Regions from separate parts of the Homo sapiens genome. Here region 2 is linked to region 1. Evidence: chromatin loops called from intact Hi-C (ENCODE). Cell type or tissue: GM12878. All regions are shown on one strand. Links, peaks and the distances in the headings refer to the core of each region. The heading gives the core; the rest is flanking DNA. Region 1 has its middle 480 kb from the start of NPIPA7. Region 2 has its middle 440 kb from the start of XYLT1.

Region 1 (10,205 bases), core at 1,176-9,175:
ACTTTAGCCTCCCAAGTAGCTAGGACTATAGGTTCGCACCACCATGCCCAGCTAATTTTTTATTTTTAGTAGAGACCAGGTCTTGCTTTGTTGATCAGGCTAGTCTCAAACTCCTGATCTCAAGTGATCCTCCCACTTCAGCTTCCCAAAGTGCTGGGATTACAGGTGTGAGCCACCATGCTCATCCACTTTACTTGTTTTAATCAGAGTAAATCTGGCTGTAGGCTCTCAAGAACTACAGTGTTGAGAAAATAAATCACAGATTTCTTTAGGAGCATTCCCTACCAATCCCCAAAGATATAAATGGTCTTTTAAATCCCTTATTTGGGATTTAAAAATTAGGGAGGGGGCCAGGTGCAGTGGCTCATGCCTATAATCCCAGTACTTTGGGAAGCCAAGGTGAGCGGATCGCTTGAGGTCAGGAGTTCAAGACCAGCCTGGCTAACATGGTGAAACCCCATCTCTACTAAAAATACAAAAATTAGCCGGGTGTGGTGGTGCGAGCCTGTAGTTGCAACTGCTCGGGAGGCTGAGGCATGAGAATTGCTTGAACCCCGGAGGTGGAGGCTGCAGTGAGCTGAGATTGTGCCACTAGACTGCAGTCTGGGTGACAGAGCAAGACGGTGTCTCAAAAAAAAAAAAAAAAAAAAAAAAAAAGGAAAAAACATGAGGGAGGGGCCTGGACCTCAGTCCTTGGAGTCACCAGAGTTCCTGCTGCTCTTTCTGCTCCATGATGCTCCTGAGTTTGTCCTGCTTGCTTTCTCAGCCTTTGTTCTCTCGACAGACCCAGGGCTGTTCCTCAAGACCATTGTATTTTCTTCTAGCCAGAAGTTTGACCACATGGAATTTTGCCAGTGCTGTCCAAGTCTTGGCACTGTATCCAACCACCCTGGTATCCCTGAGATCTGTGTTCAAAGACAGCCCAGTTCTAATCACCTGTGAAAACCCCAAACCTCCACACTCTTCAATGTTATGGGAGGCCAAGGCTTTACCTGCCTCCAGGCACCCCAAACCCCAACTGTCTCCCCGATCTATTTTCCTTCCTCATGAATGAGCTTATGTTTCCTAAACAAAGCTGGGATGAGTCTTATGTCCTGGAAGTCTCATAGTTTCTACTGAGTTAATATTGACTCTAGTTGTCCTCAGTAGCCAGTTTCTTCTTCACTCACACCAACAGAATGTTTAGCTACACAGGAAATGCCTAGAATAAGGCTGACATTTTGCAGCCTGCCTCATAGCTAGGGATAGCCATGTGGTTGAGTTCTGGACAAAGAGATTTAGGTAGAAAGTGTGGGTGGCAGCTTCTGGGAGCCTTCTTTAAGGGACATACCTGCCCTTTGATGTTCTTTTCTTCTTCCATCTTGCTGTCTCCTATGCAGCTGCTGCCATCTTGGACCAAGCACATGATGGTCATATCCTAAAAGATATCAGAATGGTGAGTTGGTAGGAGACTGAGTCTTTGTTTATAAGACAAGACACAGAGTGGGGAAAACCCCTTTTGTTTGGTCCAATGTCATGACAATTGAGCATCAAAGGGAAGAATCTCAAGGACCAAGGTTACCTGCTGAGCATGACCAAACCCAAGAGAGCCCACGTCCTTAATGACATCACTTACCCAGGAGCCTCCTCCCTCCAGACTCCTTCTGATGGGAGATGAGATGAGACATTTTCCCCACTGTTTAAGCCACTTTTCTTTGGATATTTTATTGCCTAAGAGCACCCTAACCAATGGGATATAAAGAAGAACAGTCTCAGAGCACAAGGGTTGTTTACTTGTTTTTCAGATGAGGCAGGGAAAATCCCTCTTGATCTTTTGAGCATCCTTCAGCAACAAGAACAAACACAAACAGGTATCTCAGTAAATGATGCCCCCATATGTAAAAAACACAGCATGGAACCTGACACATTTAAGCAGTCAGTAAAAGGTAGCTATTCTTCTTTTTCTTAGTAGCATAATGCCTCAATAAACATTGGTTTCTGATCCTATCCCCTTGAGTATCTCTCCCTTTGCTGCTAAGTTTCTCCATACCTTTACATTTATCTCCCTTCTCCCCTATTAAACCTGGCTCTTGAAAAGACTGTCAACTTGCTCTCATTGAGGTGTCAGTGATAGATAAGGCTTAATGTATGACCTCATTCCCCAAACACTATCGGCTTGTCAGTGAGATTTACATTTAATAGAGGATTAAAGCCTTAAGCCAAAGGAATGAATCTTTAATGGTGAAATTTGAGGCACCAGAAGGCTTATGAAAAACAATATTGAAGAGGGGGAGGACCTCCTTGGTGATCCCAATTTTCTGAGGCATTCTCATAAAGTTCTCCAAATTCTCCCAAATTTAAAAACGTCATGCCGTACTGCACTTCACAATTGGCAGTTGGCAGACAGATTCTGGATGAAGCTTTGTGGAACTGAACGGGAGTGGGAGGGGGAATCGTGAAATCAAAGGCACAAGAAGAGGGTGTCTCAATTCCAGAGGGAGTTGTCTGTTGAGTGGGTGAGTCAGGCTGTCTGAGCATGTGGATGGAACTTCCCTGGGGCAGCTGCCTGTGTTGAGCCACATTTGATATTGACTTAGCAGTTTCCTGCTGCTTCTTGACCTTTTTTTTGGTTGGGGCTGGTGGTTGAGCTGTATCAAGTTATCTTTCTATCCCACCCTCCCAGTTTCTTCCCTGAACCTCATCATCATCTCAGTTCTTCTCCCTGCTTGTCCTGCCCTCTACAAAGTGCCTCTTTGGCCAGGCTTCTCAAATACTGTGAGCAAGACTTGGAATCTCTCTTCTCTCCTTGCACCCACCACTGAATCTTTGGGCATCTTGGCCGGGTCCCCAGCAGTGCAGACCTGACAGGCTGCATTCTTGGTCACTGGGATTTCTTCTCTGAGCTCCAGCTTATGCTGCTTCCTTTTCAGCATCTCCTCTTGAGTATCCCACGGATTATTTATTTAGTTATTTATTTTAATTTTTTGTTGTTGTTGAGATGAAGTCTCACTCTGTCACCCAGGCTGGAGTGCAGTGGCATGATTGTGGCTCAATGAAACCTCCGCCTCACAGGCTCAAGCAATTCTCCTGCCTCAGCCTCCTAAGTAGCTGGGATTACAGGAGCCCACCACCATGCCCGGCTAATTTTAGTATTTTTAGTAGAGATGGGGTTTTGGCATGTTGGCCAGGCTAGTCCCGAACTCCTGACCTCAGGTAGTACGCCCACATTGGCCTCCCAAAGTGCTGGGCTTACGGGTGTGAGCCACCTTGCCTGGCCCTGATTATTTATTTTTTTGAGATGAGGTCTCACTCTGTCACTCAGGCTGGAGTCCAGTGGTGTGGTCATAGCTCACTGCAGCCTCGAAGTCCTGGGCTCAAGTGACCCTCCTGCTTCAGCCTCCCGAGGAGCTGGAACTGCAGGCATACTATTATTAGTGCTTGGAACACTTAGCAACATACCCAGCTACGTTGTAAATTAGAGACGAGGTCTCACTATGTTGCCCAGGCTGGTCTGCAACTTCTGGCCTCAAGCAATCATCCTGCGTCGGCCCGCCAAAGAGGGACCCCACTCCAAAGCACTGGGATTACAGGTGTGAGTCACTGTGCCCAACCCCTACTGATACTTTAAATTCAACACATGTGGGTCAATTATGTTCCATCCATCCCCTGGATGTGCTCTTCACCCACCTCCACCTTGTTCCTTCCATGGCAGATGGAGTCATTGGAACGTCATCACCTCTGGCTGGGTTTGACCAATTAGGAGGAGAAAGGAGAGAGGAGGGAGGAGTGAGGCAGGAGTGGGAGGCTGCAGTGTTCATCCCCTAAAGGTGGTCTCCGCCGGATTGTGTTCCTCCACCAAAAGCCTGCTCCTTTCTAGTGGCCTTCTGTACCTACACGACTCCCTCTTTCCAGGTCTTGGCAACTATTCCCTGTCCTTGTTCCCCCAAGCTTGGAGGCAGTGGCAGCTCCTCCACTGCTGCTGGCCTCGGGTGACTGCTCTCACCCTTGCAGTGGTTCCCTTGCGGGAGATTGGCATCACCTGGAAACACATTAAAATTGCAGACTTGGGGCTACCTCCCAGCCCTTCTGAGCTTGAAATTAGGGGTGGGGCCCAGCAGTCTGCATCTGTTTTTAATTTTTATTTTTATTTTAAGTTCTGGGGTACATGTGCAGGATATGCAGTTTTTGTTACATTGGTATACATGTACCATGGTGGTTTGCTGCACCTGTCAACCCATCACCTAGGTATTAAGCCTAGCATGCATTCGCTATTTTTCCTAATGCTCTCCCTTCCCCTAGCCCACCCCTGACAGGCCCCAGTGTGTGTTGTTCCCCTCCCTGTGTCCATGTGTTCTCATTGTCCAGCTCCCACTTCTAGCTGAGAACATACAGTGTTTGGTTTTCTGTTCCTGCATTAGTTTGCTGAGGATAATGGCTTCCAGCTCCATCCAAGTCCCTGCAAAGGATATAATCTCATTCCTTTTTATGGCTGCATAGTATTCCATGGTGTATATGTACCACAATTTCTTGATCCAGTCTATCATTGATGGACATTTGGGTTGATTCCGCAGTCTGCATTTTGACCAGATCTCTAGGTCTAGGTGATTCTGAAGCACGCTCATGTTTGAGCATCACCAAACTTCACCTTTCCAGCTTTGAAATTAGTAACAAACTCTTCCAATTGTGCCAAATGAACATTTCCTCTGTTTTCTATTGTGATCCTAATGATATAATGACAATAATAATAATAGAATTCAGATCCCCGGCATAAAAGTGACCCTTGTCTAGGGTCTCTTTCTCAATGAATGCAACACCATGGGACTTGTTCTTACACATCTTTTAACTCTGCACCTACCAGCCTGTGTGGTACATTGTAGGTGCTCAGTAAAGGCTCATTTCAACAGAAATTTCATTTTTTTACCCTCATGGTTTTGTGCCTTTCCCAACACACCGTGTATACATCCATTCATCCACCCAGGAATCACCATATGGGTACTGGGGATGTACAGCCAAATATGATATTGTGTTTAGTCTCATGGGTCTTATGAGTTAATGGGTGAGATGTCAGCTGTCTGAGTTTCAGTAACACCATCTATTAATGGATCATAATATTACTGACTCCATGGGGTTGTTGTGAAGATGAAATGGGATAACGCACAGAGTGCTCTTGGCACGGTGCCTGACATTGAAACTATTCAATCAATTTTAGTTTTATTACTATTGCAGTAGTTGATATAGCTTAAGCCTGGCTCAAACAGAGACGAGAACATGATTTGTGGGCATCTCTCCACGCCATGGGTATAAGCGTCTTACAAGTTACAGGATCATTAAAGTACTTTGTAAATTACTTGGCATTTCATAAGGCGTTTATTTTTATTTTTTAATTTTTGTGAGTACATAGTAGGTGTATATATATATGGGGTAAGTGAGATATTTTGATACAGGCATGTAATGTGGAATAAACACATCAAGGTAAATGGGGTATCCATCAATAAGGTGTTTTTATATTTACTGATCTGGCTATTATTCTTGTCCTCGTGTGATATCTCTGTCTTGTTTATCCTCTTCAAGGCTACCCTGTAAGTTTCATTTTGACCTGCTTTTATTCCTGTGCAAAAGTTAGCCAGCACAAAAGAGTAGCTTAATAATTTATTCTGGATTGAGACGCCCTTAGGGTCTGTCCATTAATTTCTTCCCTTCCAAAATGACTATAATTTTTTATTGTTTTTATTGGTTAAAAAGATGTATGTTCATTGCTTTAAAAAATGAAATGATACAAAGCGGTACAAAGTACAAAATACTTTATCAGTTGAAATAAATCACTCAGAGATACCTCTTTTAACATGTTGCTGAACCTTTTCCTTGAAATATCATTATACATTTCTCTGCAACTCTATCTAGTATTTCCATGTTACATGAATAGGGTCATTCTATGGAGCCAGCTCACTTTTTAGCCAGAAACTATCTGAGGAGGCTCTGGGAAAATTTCGTCTGGGGAGGCGCGCTTGCTCTCCCACAGGACCACCAGATGTCGCTGCTTCTGAATTTATCAGAATTTCCTGTCCCCAGGGCAGGCTGCAGAAATTAATGCTCAATGTTCCAATCCTGGGCCCTGGTTCGTACCATCCCTCTGGCCTAGGGCTGAAGATGAATTGATTTTGTTTTCAGTGACACCTGCAGAGGGCAAAAGTCATGCCCACACTGTGACATGGAGTGAACCTGTAGTGGCTCTTGGACTGAACAAGTTCTGACATGTGTGTTGGTTATGTTTGCACCTGTTTTCTCCTCCTCCCCCGTCCCCAAATTAGATCGTGAGATCCCTGCAGGAAGAGACTGAGTCCTGTAACCCAGAGTTCTCTTTCTGTAAAGCCCTCAATACCTGTTAAGTCTCAATTAAGAATAAGGTAGCTTGGGGACCTGGCATGGTAGCTCACACCTGTAATCCCAGCACTTTGGGGAGGCCCAGTTGGGTGGATCACTTGAGGCCAGGAGTTCGAGACCAGCCTGGCCAACATGGTGAAACTCTGTCTCTACTAAAAATACAAAAATTAGACAGGCGTGGTGGGGCATACCTGTAATCCCAGCTACTCGGGAGGCTGAGGCAGGAGAATTGCTTGAACCCAGGAGGTGGAGGCTGCAGTGAGCTGAGATCACACCACTGCACTCCAGCCTGGGCAACAGAGTGAGATTACATCTCAACCAAAAAAAAAAAAAAAAAAAAAAAGAAAAAAGAGATGGTGGCTAGGAAAATAGAGGCTAGAAAGAAAAAAAAAAGTAGGTGTTTTGAAAGCAGAAAACAAAGTATAAAAAATTATTGAGCTGGGAGTCAGAAAATCCAAATTTTACATTTGGATTAGGTCTTAATTCACTGGCTGACTTTGGACAAGCCTATTGACCTTTCTGGGGTCAAGTTGGTTTATGTATAGGAGGTTGGATAGAATGATCTCTCAACCTCTATTAGCTCTGACCTCCTTGGATACAAAAGTTCTTCTTGTCTTTTGTTGTTGTTTTTTGTTTGTTTTTGGGATGGGAGGATGTCAAATTGCATCTAGAAGTGAATCATTGGGCACCGTCAAGAAACCTGGGGAACTCAGGTCCTGGGGCATCCAGGGCAGGTCAGGCCTGAGGCTGAGCTGCACTTAACAATCCACCCTCCTTGCAGGGCCATTGGCGCCGGCCGCACCAGCACAGCCCATACATCATTATTAGATTCCCTTCATCATGCTAATTGACATGGGATGAAAAATATCCAGTGAAGGAAACAGCAAATGCTTTCACATTCAGCCAGGGCACCTGGCAAATGGGAGAAACTGCTGTAAAAGTTAACTGAGATTGAAAACGGGCCTACTAATATCTTGTAGGGTGAATGTTTCCTGTTGCCGGGAACTAGTTCGGATTGGCAATGTGAGTGAGTGGTGGAGACAGGGAGGGAGGGAAGCTTGGGGTACCACGTGTGAAGTGTAGAGGTTGGGGGGAACCTTTTAAGACAGTTTAGGTTCAGATGCATGGAGAACCAGACAGAACAAATAAAGAAGGATAGAGAGGAGAGAGAGGGAGCTGGTCTTGTCTCCTCTAAACTGTAGTGATAATTGTACCCCCTTCTCAGTTTGAATTCTGTTGAGAATTATTTTCTCAAGAAGAGTCCAGTATTGGGTGGAGGGGAATGTAGAATTCCTGGCTCTAGACCAGTCTGGGGGTAGAGGAGGTTGCACCCCAGGGGACATTAGGTAATGTCTGGAGACATATTTGGTTGTCATAAGTTGGGGGCGGGTTATATTAGCATCTCCTGGGTAAAGGCCAGGGATGTGGCAAAACATCCTACAATGCACAGGGCCACCCCCTCCCACCAAGCACATAATGATCCCGTCTAACATGTCAATAGTCCTGAGGTGAGGAAGCCCGGCTCTAAAACAATGTGTGACTTTGCACAAGTAACTAAACACCTCCGGGTGACTATTTTATCAATCTACGTGACAAATTTTACATGGTATGGTAGATTGCTGGCAAAAATAGCCCAAATTCTCCTCCATGTCCCCCCTGGCCATTGCAATATCACTTTGCAGCTCCTGCTATCAAGACATGGAGTCTGTTCCTCACTCTTTGAATCACGGCTAGCCTGTGTCTTGCTTTGTTCAGCAGAATCTGCAGAATTGGTAGCACCAAGTCTAGGCCTCAGAGGCTTTGCACAGTTCTGTTGTCTCCTTCCGAGCCCTGCTCTCCTGTGTGCGTGAGCCTGGGCTAATCTGCTGGAGGATGAGACACCACGTGTACAACAGGCAAACTGCCCTACCCTGTCTATGCTAAAAATACAATTGCTAAAAATTGCAAGATACAGTCCAGCCTAGAGTAAAACTATCTACTGACCGAGGACCATGGACTGCAGACCCTAGCTGAGATAAGAAAACCCACCCAGGTAATCCATAGTTTCCTGGGAGATAACAGATTCGTACTTTTTTTTTTTTTTTTTTTCCTTTGAGATGGAGTTTCGCTCTTTTACCCAGGCTGGAGTACAGTGGCACGATCTTGGCTCACTGCAACCTGCCTCCTGAGTAGCTGAGATTACAGGCACCCACCACCATGCCCAGCTAATTTTTGTATTTTTAGTAGAGACAGGCTTTCACTTGAACCCCTGACTTCGTGATCCGCCCACCTTGGCCTCCCTAAGGGCTGGAATTACAGGCGTGAGCCACCATGCCTAGCTCCAGATTCTTACTGTTTAACCCACTGAATTTCAGGGTGGTTCATTATGCAACAATAGCTAGCTAATATGCAAGGTCTTGAAATTAAGACTCAACGGTGAATTCCAAGGGGAATGGGAAACATCTCAAGATTTGCTTCCTTTGTTAATAGCTGACATTTTCCTAAGTCCGATAGCTTTAAATGAATCAAGATGTGCATAACTGCATCCTTTGATACCCAATTAATGGAGCTGGGCAAGTTCTATCTGGAGACAAGTTTGCTAAAGGTTAATTTTATTCACTTTTATCAGGACAAGTTGCAGCAATCAACTCTGACTTAAACAATAGCGAAAGGGCATTGGTGAGGACACCAGGAAGCTGATGAATACACAGCCTTCAGCAACATCGGGAGTCAGAGCTGCTCCAGGGATCTTGGCAGGAGGGATTTGTGGCTCTCCTTCCAGAATGCTGTCAAGGGTGACAGAGGCCTAAGCACCTTTCATCCTCATGTAATTTGTGCTCCAGATTTGAAGACCAGGGTGGAAGAACCTCATTGGCTTTCCTTATGTCACCTGCTCTGCTAATAGGTGGTATCGTTTGATTGGCACCTCTGCCATTCCCACGTAGAGTGGAAAAGGGCAATCAGACAGAAACAGAAGGTGCCGTCTGCCTCCCTCCTCCCTACCCCTTCCCCTGCCACCCACAACCCTACAGATTGGGAAAGGTAGAATTAGGAAGTATGTTTAGAATTTTTGGTGTGTGGTCTGGACCTCTAAGATGGCTCATCATAGCCTAGCTGGAAAATGGAAAGCCTCCGTCAGAAATTAAAAATCAAATGTAACAGTGCTGTTGACTCTCATACGACTCTCCTCCAGTCACCCTTCACTTGTCATGTCAGTGTCAGCATTTGTGGTAATGGTTTGGGATGTGGAAGGGGGAGTGAGAAGGGAGATAATCCTTCTTCTTCTCCTTCTTCTTCTGAGACAGGGTCTTGCTTTGCTCTCTCTCCCAGGTTGGAGTGCAGTAGCATGATCATGGCTCACTGCAGCCTTGAACTCCTGGGCTCAAGCAATCCTCCTGGCTCAGCCTCCTGAGTAGCTCAGGCTACAGGCATGGACCACCCCACCTGGATAATTTTATTTTTTACTTTGTAAAGATAGGGCCTCGCTGTGTTGCCCAGGCTGGTCTCAGACTCCTAGGTTCAAATGATCCTACAGCCTTGGCCACTGCACCCAGTCTTGATCTGACTTTTGAAGCACTATGTATTTACCGTACTCCAGCCTGGGCAACAGAGAGACATCCTGTTTCTAAATAAGTGTTATCTCTTAGTGCTATTTCTATTCTTGTTGTCAGCTTGCAAGTTGATAGCTGGGGTCAAAAGTGTGACAGTTGTTTGAGTCAGATTTGGACCAGAACATTTTCTGCCACTTATTCCAAGGAGATGGCAAGGGTCAGCGGGGGGTCCTAAAAGTCTCGGGTCCAGACATTAAGTTTCTGCCTTCTGTAAGTCACCCAAAGATCCCCAAAGTGTCCCAGCTGTAGAGACAC
Region 2 (10,205 bases), core at 1,437-9,436, 170 kb after region 1:
CTATGTATCAAAAGCCTTTAAAAAGATACAGTATCCCCCTTTATTAATGGTTTGGATGTCTGGGGTTTAAGTTACATATAGACAGTCCAATAAAATATTTTGAGAGAGAGAGAGAGATCACATTCACATAACTTTTATTGCTGTATATTGTCATAATGTTTTATTTTTTGCTAATCTTTTATTGTGCCTAATTTATAAAATAAATTTTATCATAGGTGTGTATAGATAGGAAAAAAACATAGTATGTATAGGGCTTGGTACCATCCTTACTTCCAGCCATCCCATGGGGGTATTGGAAAGTATACACTCCACCACCGCCCTGTGGAAAAGGGAGTCTACTATGCATGATTTTGACTCAGTGATTTCACTAGGAATCCCTTAAGAGAAAATAAAGAGGACTATGGGTGAGCTACCAATCTATTCGTCTCAATGGTGCATATAGTAGCAAAGAAAATTGTAAACAACCTGTTTATAATCTTCATTAAACAAATGATGGCATATTTGTTCAATAGAATAGTATGAAGGTTATTAAAGTGACTTAATTTCTTCAGAAGATGTTTGCAATGTATTAAGTGAAAAATTAAAAATTATATAAATCCATCTTTTTAAAAAGGTGTCCGTACATGTATATCATACAGAACACTGGAAGAATTATATATCAATGTGTGCAAGGGGGGATGTTTCAGAGGGGTGGGACTATGGGTAATTTTCATTTCCTTTTTGTTTGTTTTGTTTTGTTTTGTTTTTTGAGGCAGAGTTTCGCTCTTGTTGCCCAGCGCCATGGCACGATGGCTCACTGCAACTTCCGTCTCCCGAGTTCAAGCGATTCTCCTGCCTCAGCCTCCCAAGTAGCTGGGATTACAGGCATGTACCACCACACCTGGCTAATTTTTGTATTTCTAGTAGAGACGGGGTTTTACCATGTTGGCCAGGCTGGTCTCGAACTCCTGACCTCAAGTAATCCATCTGTCTTTGCCTTCCAAAGTGCTGGGATTACAGGCATGAGCCACTGTACCCAGCCTCATGTTCTTTTTATTTATCAATATGTTTACAATGAGGAAAATGTTTAAAAAGGTCCCAGTTGAAGCATCTCATCCTTTGGGAAGCCTTCCTGCCCTCCAGTCCTTATAAATACCCTTCCTGTGTGTGTTCACTGTGTGTATCTCACAAGACTAGCAAGCTGACCTCTTCAGTGTTAATTTCCTTGTTCTGTTCATTGTTCATCACTAGAGTATAACTTCCTTGAGGAAAAGAGACATGTCTTGCCTTGTCACTGCATTCTCAATTTGTAGTTTGAAGAATGTTTGTTGAATGATGAATTGAAAATGTCCTTTTATTTGGTCTTTTAAGTAACTATCTGCTAGCATCCCACTGTTTAATAATTTATAAAATTGGAAATCACAAATTTCTAATGGGAGTGAGTAATTGCTTCAAACTCTGGTTTTGCCAATGGAGAAACAGAGGCTGGGGAGAAACGAAGTGACAACCGGTGTTGTGTGGTGGGCTAGGGGCAGGCTAGGACCACACCTGCTCTCACGGTTTTTCTCCTGAGGCTTTCACAGACCAGACTGCTTAGCAGGCCTCCTGATTTGCTTTTGTTATATGGGGAAATCTGACACACAGAGAATCGTGAGGGGGATGAATGTTTCTAGTTAGGGCAGGAGGGGGCAGTGAGAAAGGGAGAAATCTGGCTGCCCATGAGAAACAAGGTTTAAAACTAGATTTTATGATATTCCACCTGTCTCCATGCTCTGAAATTGTGTGCGTGTGTGCGCGCGCACATGTTTACTTCATGGGGAAGAAAGTGCAAGAAAACTTTATCTCGGGCAGCCTGGCAAATTCAACCTCTAAGACAGCCACCCTCAGAAATCTGCTCAAGCTGTTCCTTTCTTTCCTCAAATGTCCCCTGATGGTCTCCCCACCTCTCAAATTTGCTGGGTCATTGCATCTGTTTCTACCTGGCTGCATCTGAGTAGTCGCAGTGTCAGTAAGTGAATTTGGGCTTCCAGCTGCGGGCCTCAGCAAGTTTATCTCTGAAAATGGACCTGTCTTCACACTTAATCGTGTCTCTGTGTCCCCCATCTCTGAGCAAACAGCTGGAAAGTGAGTTGAGTCAACCAGTAGTTGGTCTGCATGGGGCTTTCTGGATGACACATATTTTGATATTTAATCCTCAAAACGTTTTGATATTTAATCCTCAAAACCATTCTGTGAGGAAGAGCTGTCATCCCCATTTTGTAGATGAGAATACTGAGTCCCAGGGAGAGAAGGTTACCTTCCCTGGGTTATACAGCCGCAAGTGGGTGAGGCTGGCTGAGAAAGCTGAGGGTTTGGGTATGAGGAAGTTAAATTTGCTTTCCCCCTTCTGGCAGGTAGCATTTGCAAGGGCCGTGTGTTTAAAAACAAAAAATGACTTTAGTATTCATAATACTTAGGAACACGTAATAAACACTGAACCTGGTTCTCTACCTTAGACTTCATAATTTGAGGAGAAGAAATTCAATGTAGTCATTTTTAAGAGATCCTTGTCCCTTCTTGAGGTTATACAAGTATCTTAGGACTTGTGAGTTTTTGGGAAAAATAAAGCCCAGATGGGTCCTGTGTTTTCTGTGGGTGTTGTTATTATTTATTTTTATTTATTTTATTATACTTTAAGTTCTAGGGTACATGTGCACAACGTGCAGGTTTGTTACATATGTATACATGTGCCGTGTTGGTTTGCTGCACCCATTAACTCGTCATTTACATTAGGTATTTCTCCTAATGCTATCCCTCCCCCATGCCCCCACCCCACGACAGGCCCCTATTATTATTATTTTTGAGATGGGGTCTCGCTCTTGTCAGCCAGGCTGGAGTGCAGAGGCGCATTCTTGGCTCACTGCAACCTCTGTCCCCTGAGCTCAAGAGATCCTCCCTCCTCAGCATCCTAAGTAGCTGAGACCCCAGATGTGTGCCACCACGCCTTGCTACGTTATTTTATTTATTTATTTTTGTTAGAGACAGGGTTTTACCATGTTGCCCAGGCTGATCACGAACTCCTGAGCTCAAGCAATCTGTCTGCCTCTGCCTCCCAAAGTGAGGGGATTACAGGTGTTAGCCACCGTGCCCGGCCCTGTGGGTATCATTATTGAAGGTGCTTTTGTTTTCTGTTCTGGATGGCTCAGAGGTGTCTCTTGAAGTGTCATCTCCGTGGACCACAGATTCAGCCATAGGTATCCACACCGATGCTCTAGTATCATACACACACTGCACAGGCCTGCAGCAGTCATTGTTGCCATTGACAAATATTTGTTACCAAGGTTTCCACCCCTTGCAGAATACCCACGCTAGTCTTGCGGATGTATCATCCTAGGAGTGGGTCAGTTCTGTATTCAGACTCCAGAGCCGAGCCCCCTGTGGCAGAGTAGGAGTGCCCAAACCTGCAAGATCCTACAGCCGTGCTTGCCATCTTGAGATGTAGATAACATTTTTATCATTCTCTTTAAACTATTTTTCTTATTTTGTTGAGGTATAGCTTATATACACTAAAATGCACAAATCCTAAGTATACGGATCAATGGATTTGTATACAGGTATATGCCTTAGGTAACCACCATCCAGATCTAGTCACAGAACATTTTCATTACCTTAGAAAAATCCCTCATGACCTATTAAAGTTACCCCACTGTTGGATGTAACCACTGTCTGATCTCAATCACTGTAGCTTAGCTTTCCTGTTTTTGCCATTCATATAAATGGCATGATCCAGAAGGTACTCTTTTGTTTCTAGCTTCTTTTGCCCAAAATATTTTTGAAAATCATCCATGTTATTTGGTTTTACCACATTTCATTCTATTTGTATTAATGTTTCGTATTACATTGTATTTGCATACAGCAATTATCTCTTTTCCTTTTTATAGACCTTTGCATTGTTTCCAGTTTGGGACTAGTAAGAATAAAGTTTCTATGAGCATTCTTGTACAAATGTTTTTGTGGGCATCCATGAGATGGTTTGGCTGTGTCCCCACTCAAATTTCATCTCAAATTGTAATCCGCATATTTCAGGGGAGGGACTTAGTGGGAGGGAGGTGATTGGATCACAGGGGTGGTTTCCCCCATGCTGTTCTAGTGATAGTGAGTTCTCGCAAGATCTGATGGTGATGTAAGTGACGATTTCCCCTGCTCTCTCTCTCCTGCAGCCTTGTTAAGGATGTGCATGCTTCTCCTTTGCCTTCCACCGTGATTGTAAGTTTCCTGAGGCCTTCCCAGCAATGCAGAACCGTAAGTCAATTAAACCTCTTTCCTTTATACGTTATCCAGTCTCTGGGAAGTTCTTTATGGCAATGTGAAAAATGGCCTAATATAATACATACTTGTTTCTCTTGGGTATAACTCTAAGATTGAAACTGGGGTCTTATTTAATTTTATTGGGAACTGGCAAATTGTGTTCCAGAGTAATTGAGTTACTCTGTATTTTATATTCCCATTAGCATTGTGTGGGAGTTCCAGTCACTCTACATCCTTGCCAATACGTCTATTATTCTTTTTTATTCCATCCCAGTCTACAGGAAAACTGGATGCTTATTTTCTCCATCAGAGTTTTCCGCCATGTTGTACTTTCTGCCATATTGTATATATGTTGCTGTTCCTACTGGGGACATATACACCAAAGTTTAAGATCATGGTTTTTCATTTTCACCCTGGATTTCTCCGAACTGCCATCCAGCTTTCCTTCTCCCCTACCTTAAATCTTACTTACTTTAATTCTGTTTGGAAAAGTGGAAAGTAATATAGATCAAGTAGCTATCTCCTATTATATTCAAAGTAAAATGTATATTAGAGAAGTAGGTATAAGAAAATCTTCATTTAGGGCCAGGCACAGTGGCTCATGCCTGTAATCCCAGCACTTTGGGAGGCAGAGGTGGGTGGATCACCTGAGGTCAGGAGTTCCAGACTGGTCTGGCCAGCATGGTGAAACCCCGCCTCCACTAAAAACACAAAAATTATCTGGGTGTGATGGTGCACGCCCATAATCCCAGGTACTTGGGAGGCTGATGCAGGAGAATTGCTTGAACCCAGGAGGCAGAGGTTGCAGTGAGCAGAGATCACTCCACTGCACTCCAGCTTGGGTGACAAAGTGAGACTCCATCTCAAAAAAAAAAAAAAAAAAAAGTCTTCATCTGGGGGCAGTCTAGTGTAATGGAAAATTCTAGAATTCTGGACTCAGATGGCCCTGTCCCTTACTGACTGTGACTTTAGACACATGATTTAATAGCATGGAATTTCAGATTCATTGACTATAAAATACAGAGAGTAAAAATTCAATGACATAAAGGAGGTAAAACAGTATGCTACAGACTAGGTAATTCTTCTCAAGTACATTTCAATTTTAGTTTGTATCAGACAGGATGTGCTGTGGTTACCACACGCAGCCCCCAAATCTCAGTGGTTTAGCATGATGGAAATTTGTTTTTTACTCACATTCTATTTCTAACCCTGGTTGTTGGAGCTCTCTCATCAGTCACTTAGGAACCTAGTCTAAAGGAGATGTCACTTTGGCTCCAGGTTGCATGAATAATAGCATTGAGTGCTAGTGGGGGAAGGGGGTATGGTGGTAAATTCGGGTGTCCAGTCAGCAAATATGTGCTGAGGAACCTATTCTGTGATAAACATTGGAAAGACAGAAACAAACAAAAAATACTGTACCTGCTTCCAGGAGCTCACAGCATAATAACAGCAATAACAAGGACAACAGCAACTGTAGCTGCAGCAGCGAAAAGTTACTGATCACTTATGAAGCCCAGCACTGTATCAAGAACTTATTTTATGATGCAGATGTTTTCCCAATCAGAAAACTCAGATAAGGGAAAACAGAATTTTATTTTTCTGTAACTGAATTTCATTTTACTCTTAAGCACCCACTTCCACTGCAAAATTGAATTAGAGAAAATGTAATCACTTCTGGTTTAAAACTCAGTCTCTTGTGGATACTGCTCAGTTGACCCAACTTTCTACCCTTTGCATTTCTCTCTGTCTTTCCCACTGTGTTTAAAGTTCCTGGTGTGAGGTGCAGGCTTTAGTATTAAGGCATGCCAGACTTTGGGAAGTATCATCTGTTGTTACCTGTCCCCACCTAGTGTAGTTATGTGTCCCTTTGTTTCTACCACTGCTGATTGATCGTGGTTCTGTATCTGTTTTGGGGTCAATACATCCACATCCCTAATCCCCAAATGTGAGAATGTTTTGGTCCTCTGGTTCTCACGGCCACTTCTGTGCCCTTCGTGGAAACTTAGGTGCTTCCGGCTGCTCTCTCCACACCACACTGGCATGAGGATCTGCAAGGCTGCCCTCAGTCTTCCCCACCCAGAAAATCCCCATGGCCATTTCTACTCTGTGGCTTGGGTACCATGTAGGTCAAAGAACTTCTCTATAAATCGTACAGACTCCTGGGAACTGTAGCAGTGGCTCCCCTGCTCTGGGATTTCCCTAAACTTATTTATGGCTTCTTTCATCATCCTTACCCTAGACCATAGTTATTCTGTTTATCCAGGATCAACGTATACAAGTGTAATGGTTTTAAGTGACCTTAAATAAATGCCCCTGAAAAGATAGGCCAATCAGTGTTCCAGCTGCAGATGGAAACTAATCACTACTATTTTGTAATAGGGATAATAATGGTGTAAGTTCAGGACTGAAATACAAGCAAAGGCCTGAAGCCAGAATCAGTATGAATTAGGATTCTGTGTCCATTCATCATGAAGGCTGATCAGTTGTTGGCTTTGAACAGAAGGCTCATGCCTTGATTAGAGCTGTCAGTGGTAGGGAGTAAATTAAAATGTGTTTGTGCTCCACTAGTGTGTTTGAATTTTAAATCACTGGAAATCCCTGTGTGGCCTAAACTAGAAGTTTTCTCATATGCAAAGGGATGGAGTTGGAACAGATAGTTGATCCCTAAGTACCCTTCCAGCTATGAGGTATTCTGTTTCATAATAGGATGGTAAACAATCTTAACTCATTCCTTTGTAACTTAATTTTTCTGCATCAGGGAAGAATAGCAGCCAGTGCTTGGTATTTAAGCAAAACATACATTTATAATTCATTTATATGCAGTCATATATATTATAAATGGGAATCCAAAGGATACCACCCTTAATAAGCAAGTGAGAATTTATGAACTCCTTTGCTTCCAACCCACTACTATTATTTATCTTATATTAATGGCCTCTCTACCCAGTAGACTGCTCTAAGTCTATTAACTTTCTTTTTTAAAATGGCATCTTTCAGATTTGGTGCAAGCCATTGGGCTGTAGGCTCATTTGCAATTTCTCCATTTTTTATGAATACAGTGATTTATGTCACGGGGATGTAATGGCTCATTTTGGGTCTAATTTTGACTCCCACTTGGATTCAAGGCATCTGAGCATGTCTTATGGGCTCAACAAGCATCTAGTTGAATGAGTTGATTTTCATGATGATGATAGTTGTAAGGGGCAATTGAGAAGGTGGTTTATAAATGAGGCCTTGGGGAGAATGACATAGTTATAATGACTGCTGGCTTTGGGGACAGACATTCTTAGTCCCACTTTCTATCTCTGTAATATTGAGGGAGGTTAACTAGATTTGAGGGGCCTTGTTTATGTATCTACAAAATGAGCACAATTATAACCAAGCTCCTATGGTGGTAATTAAGAGTTCAACATGGTAATGTATGTAAAGGGACTTAGCAACTTGCCTTGCACAGAGTAAGTGTTCAATAAAGCTTAGCTGCTATTGTAATGTCTACCCCACACCTGGTCCCATGAACTTATTTCTGAACTTTTCATCACGGAGGACTGTAGGGAGAAGCCAACAGAGCTGTTTTCACAAGGGACCATGTGAAATGTTAAGGTGGGTCCAGAGGTCCTGGAATTTACATTTAAAGCCAGGAGCTAAAAAAATGAGAATTATTACTGTTCCTGACCTCATTTGTCCCTCGGGCTGGTGAGGCTTAGGGTACATTTATATTTGCTTTCTTATATCTATACCTTTCTTTTAGTCTTGGTGTTTTTCACATTGACAGAGCCACAAACTAACTAGAAGGCTACATACTCCTCAGTAAGAATAGCTAACATTTGCAGCATGTACTATATGTCAGGCACAATCCCATGTGGTTTTACAGGAATATCTAATAGAACCCTCACAATAATCTTTTGAGGGAGATCATTATTGTATAATTGAAAAAGCAGAGGCTTAGTGAGATGAAACAATTTTTGGTTTGTATCAGTCAGTATGAGCTGTGTTGTGCTGTGGTAACAAGCAGCTCCCAAATCTCAGTGGTTTGGCATAATGGAAATTCATTTCTTACTCTTACTGTATTTCTAACACTGACTATTTGGAGTTTTCTCATCAGTCACTTTGGAACCTAGGCTAAAGGAGACTTCACTTTGATACCACATTGCACAAATGATAGCACTGAGTGCTAACTGGAGTAAATTCGGGTTTTGAGCCATTTATTCAACAAATGTCATCAATAAAAGAAGGAGCTGGCATTCAAGTCTTGCCTGTCTAGAACACTCAATCTTAAGCAACCCATTGTGAACATAATCCCATAGCCCTCAAAGGCCTCACCTTTTCACCAACTAGTTCTGTTCCTTTTGTGATTGATGATGCAATTTCAGTGTTTTAAATGTTGTATTTACATTGATTGGGGCTGCTGAGATCATTCACACAAATATGTCTAGCCATAAATTCCAGAGAAACTGTGCCATGCAGTTCCAAATTCCTTCACTTCTCCCACCAGTACAAGGGCTTCATAGGAGCAAAGATTTGCAAATGATGTTCCCATCCAACACTTAACACTTCTTATTTTTAATCGAGACATCTTCTGCTCACCACTTTTGGCACTCTGCTTGTGCAGCCTTCTCTAGTCTCCAGACAACAGCTATTTTCTCTGTTAGCCAATTACCCTCCACTGAAGGTTCCAGTATCCTCATACCTGCAGAAAAAAATTACCTGGAAAGAATGCACTTTTCTCAGGGCCCAGACGGTGATGGATTGTACCATGATGGTTTTTGTTCACCTACACCGGTGGATTTTCCTTTCCTGCTGGAGGAAAAGATCTCATTCTGCAAATGCACTAATGATGTGTAATTATCATCGCTGCAAGCCTTCTACGCATCTGGGCTAATGGTTCCAGCTTCCATGATGATTCTCATATGTTACCCAATTCCATATTTGAGTGGTTCTGTCCTGCCCCTGGTAACAGTAACAGTTGGCTTCTAGACAAACTTAAATATCCTGGCTTTATATACCTGGCTCATAGCATGTGATGATAATAGCAATCACCACATAAGTTTCAATCATATCTTTACTCACAGAAGGGAGATACTCTTGGTTGAATATTTAATTCAGTTTTGTTAAAACTTGAAGTCTTCTTGAAACAGCGCTGCCTGACAGAAATATTTAACGTCAGGAATTCATGAGCAATGGGACCCCAAGGTCAAAAAAGGGGAATGAGTAGTCAAATCCAGCCTTGCTTGTCACAGCAGACTGGAGCTTCAGGAATTATTAAGCAGGCAGTGGGAAGAACAAAGGGGATAATGTTCTTTCCATTGAAGTAATTTTTCTCAATGCAAAATGCTTTTTCGGAGTCCATGTGGGTTAATTTCCACCCATTTTGCATGTAGGAGACATGCATCCAAGTCCTCAGTCTCAGAGTTGGAAGAAATATTTTTTCTTTATTTTCCTTATTTCTAGTAAACTTCACCCCAAACCCTCAAACAGTTAGGTTGCTTAAAATAAAAACAATTTTGGTCAATACTGAGGCTTCCCTACCCCTAGAGTTTGTTTATTACAGTAGTTATTGAATTGAATCCTTGAGATAGGACTTTCTGTTGATGTGCATACTACCTGAAACCATGTGACCCTCTTCTTCTATTTTAACATTGGAGCCCAAGACCCTTTTGTGGGGTTGCTGTCCCCTTACCCTGGGGTCCTGCTTTCAGAGGGGTACTTGATAGCTTCTCCTTTGATATCTAAATTTCTTGGGTGCTGCTCCTTCATAAAGGCCAAAGTTCCCACTGTTTGCAAGACACTCACTTCCCAACTGCAACCCCCTTTCCATTTCTAGGGGTGGAAATCCTGCCTCTTCCTGCTAGTTTTCCCTTCCTTGGTCTGATAAATCCAGTTCATGTCTTTATCTTGTGAATCCTCTGCAAATTGCTATGGCAAAAATCCCTAAGATCTCT

The links. A loop is a pair of places that touch in the nucleus more often than their neighbours do. Peaks named below come from ENCODE experiments on the same cell type or tissue, not always from the same donor. Only the 100,000 strongest peaks of a DNase experiment are listed, where the experiment ranks them.
Region 2: a loop joins it to region 1, with 3 times the contacts of the local background. A loop is called at or near these places in 1 of 110 quality-filtered maps.

The regions. Positions count from the first base shown.
Region 1 is chr16:16,855,645-16,865,849 of GRCh38, forward strand. No RefSeq gene overlaps it. Among named protein-coding and RNA genes, the nearest start is that of NPIPA7, 480 kb to the left of the region's middle. RefSeq lists an enhancer at 1,333-1,900. In GM12878, for the core only: a CTCF peak has its summit at 6,012 (motif pointing right); a DNase peak (open chromatin) is centred at 6,127; H3K27me3 peaks cover 120 bases.
Region 2 is chr16:17,021,536-17,031,740 of GRCh38, forward strand. No RefSeq gene overlaps it. Among named protein-coding and RNA genes, the nearest start is that of XYLT1, 440 kb to the right of the region's middle. In GM12878, for the core only: a CTCF peak has its summit at 6,136; DNase peaks (open chromatin) are centred at 5,456 and 6,346; H3K4me3 peaks cover 1,958 bases; H3K27ac peaks cover 3,811 bases.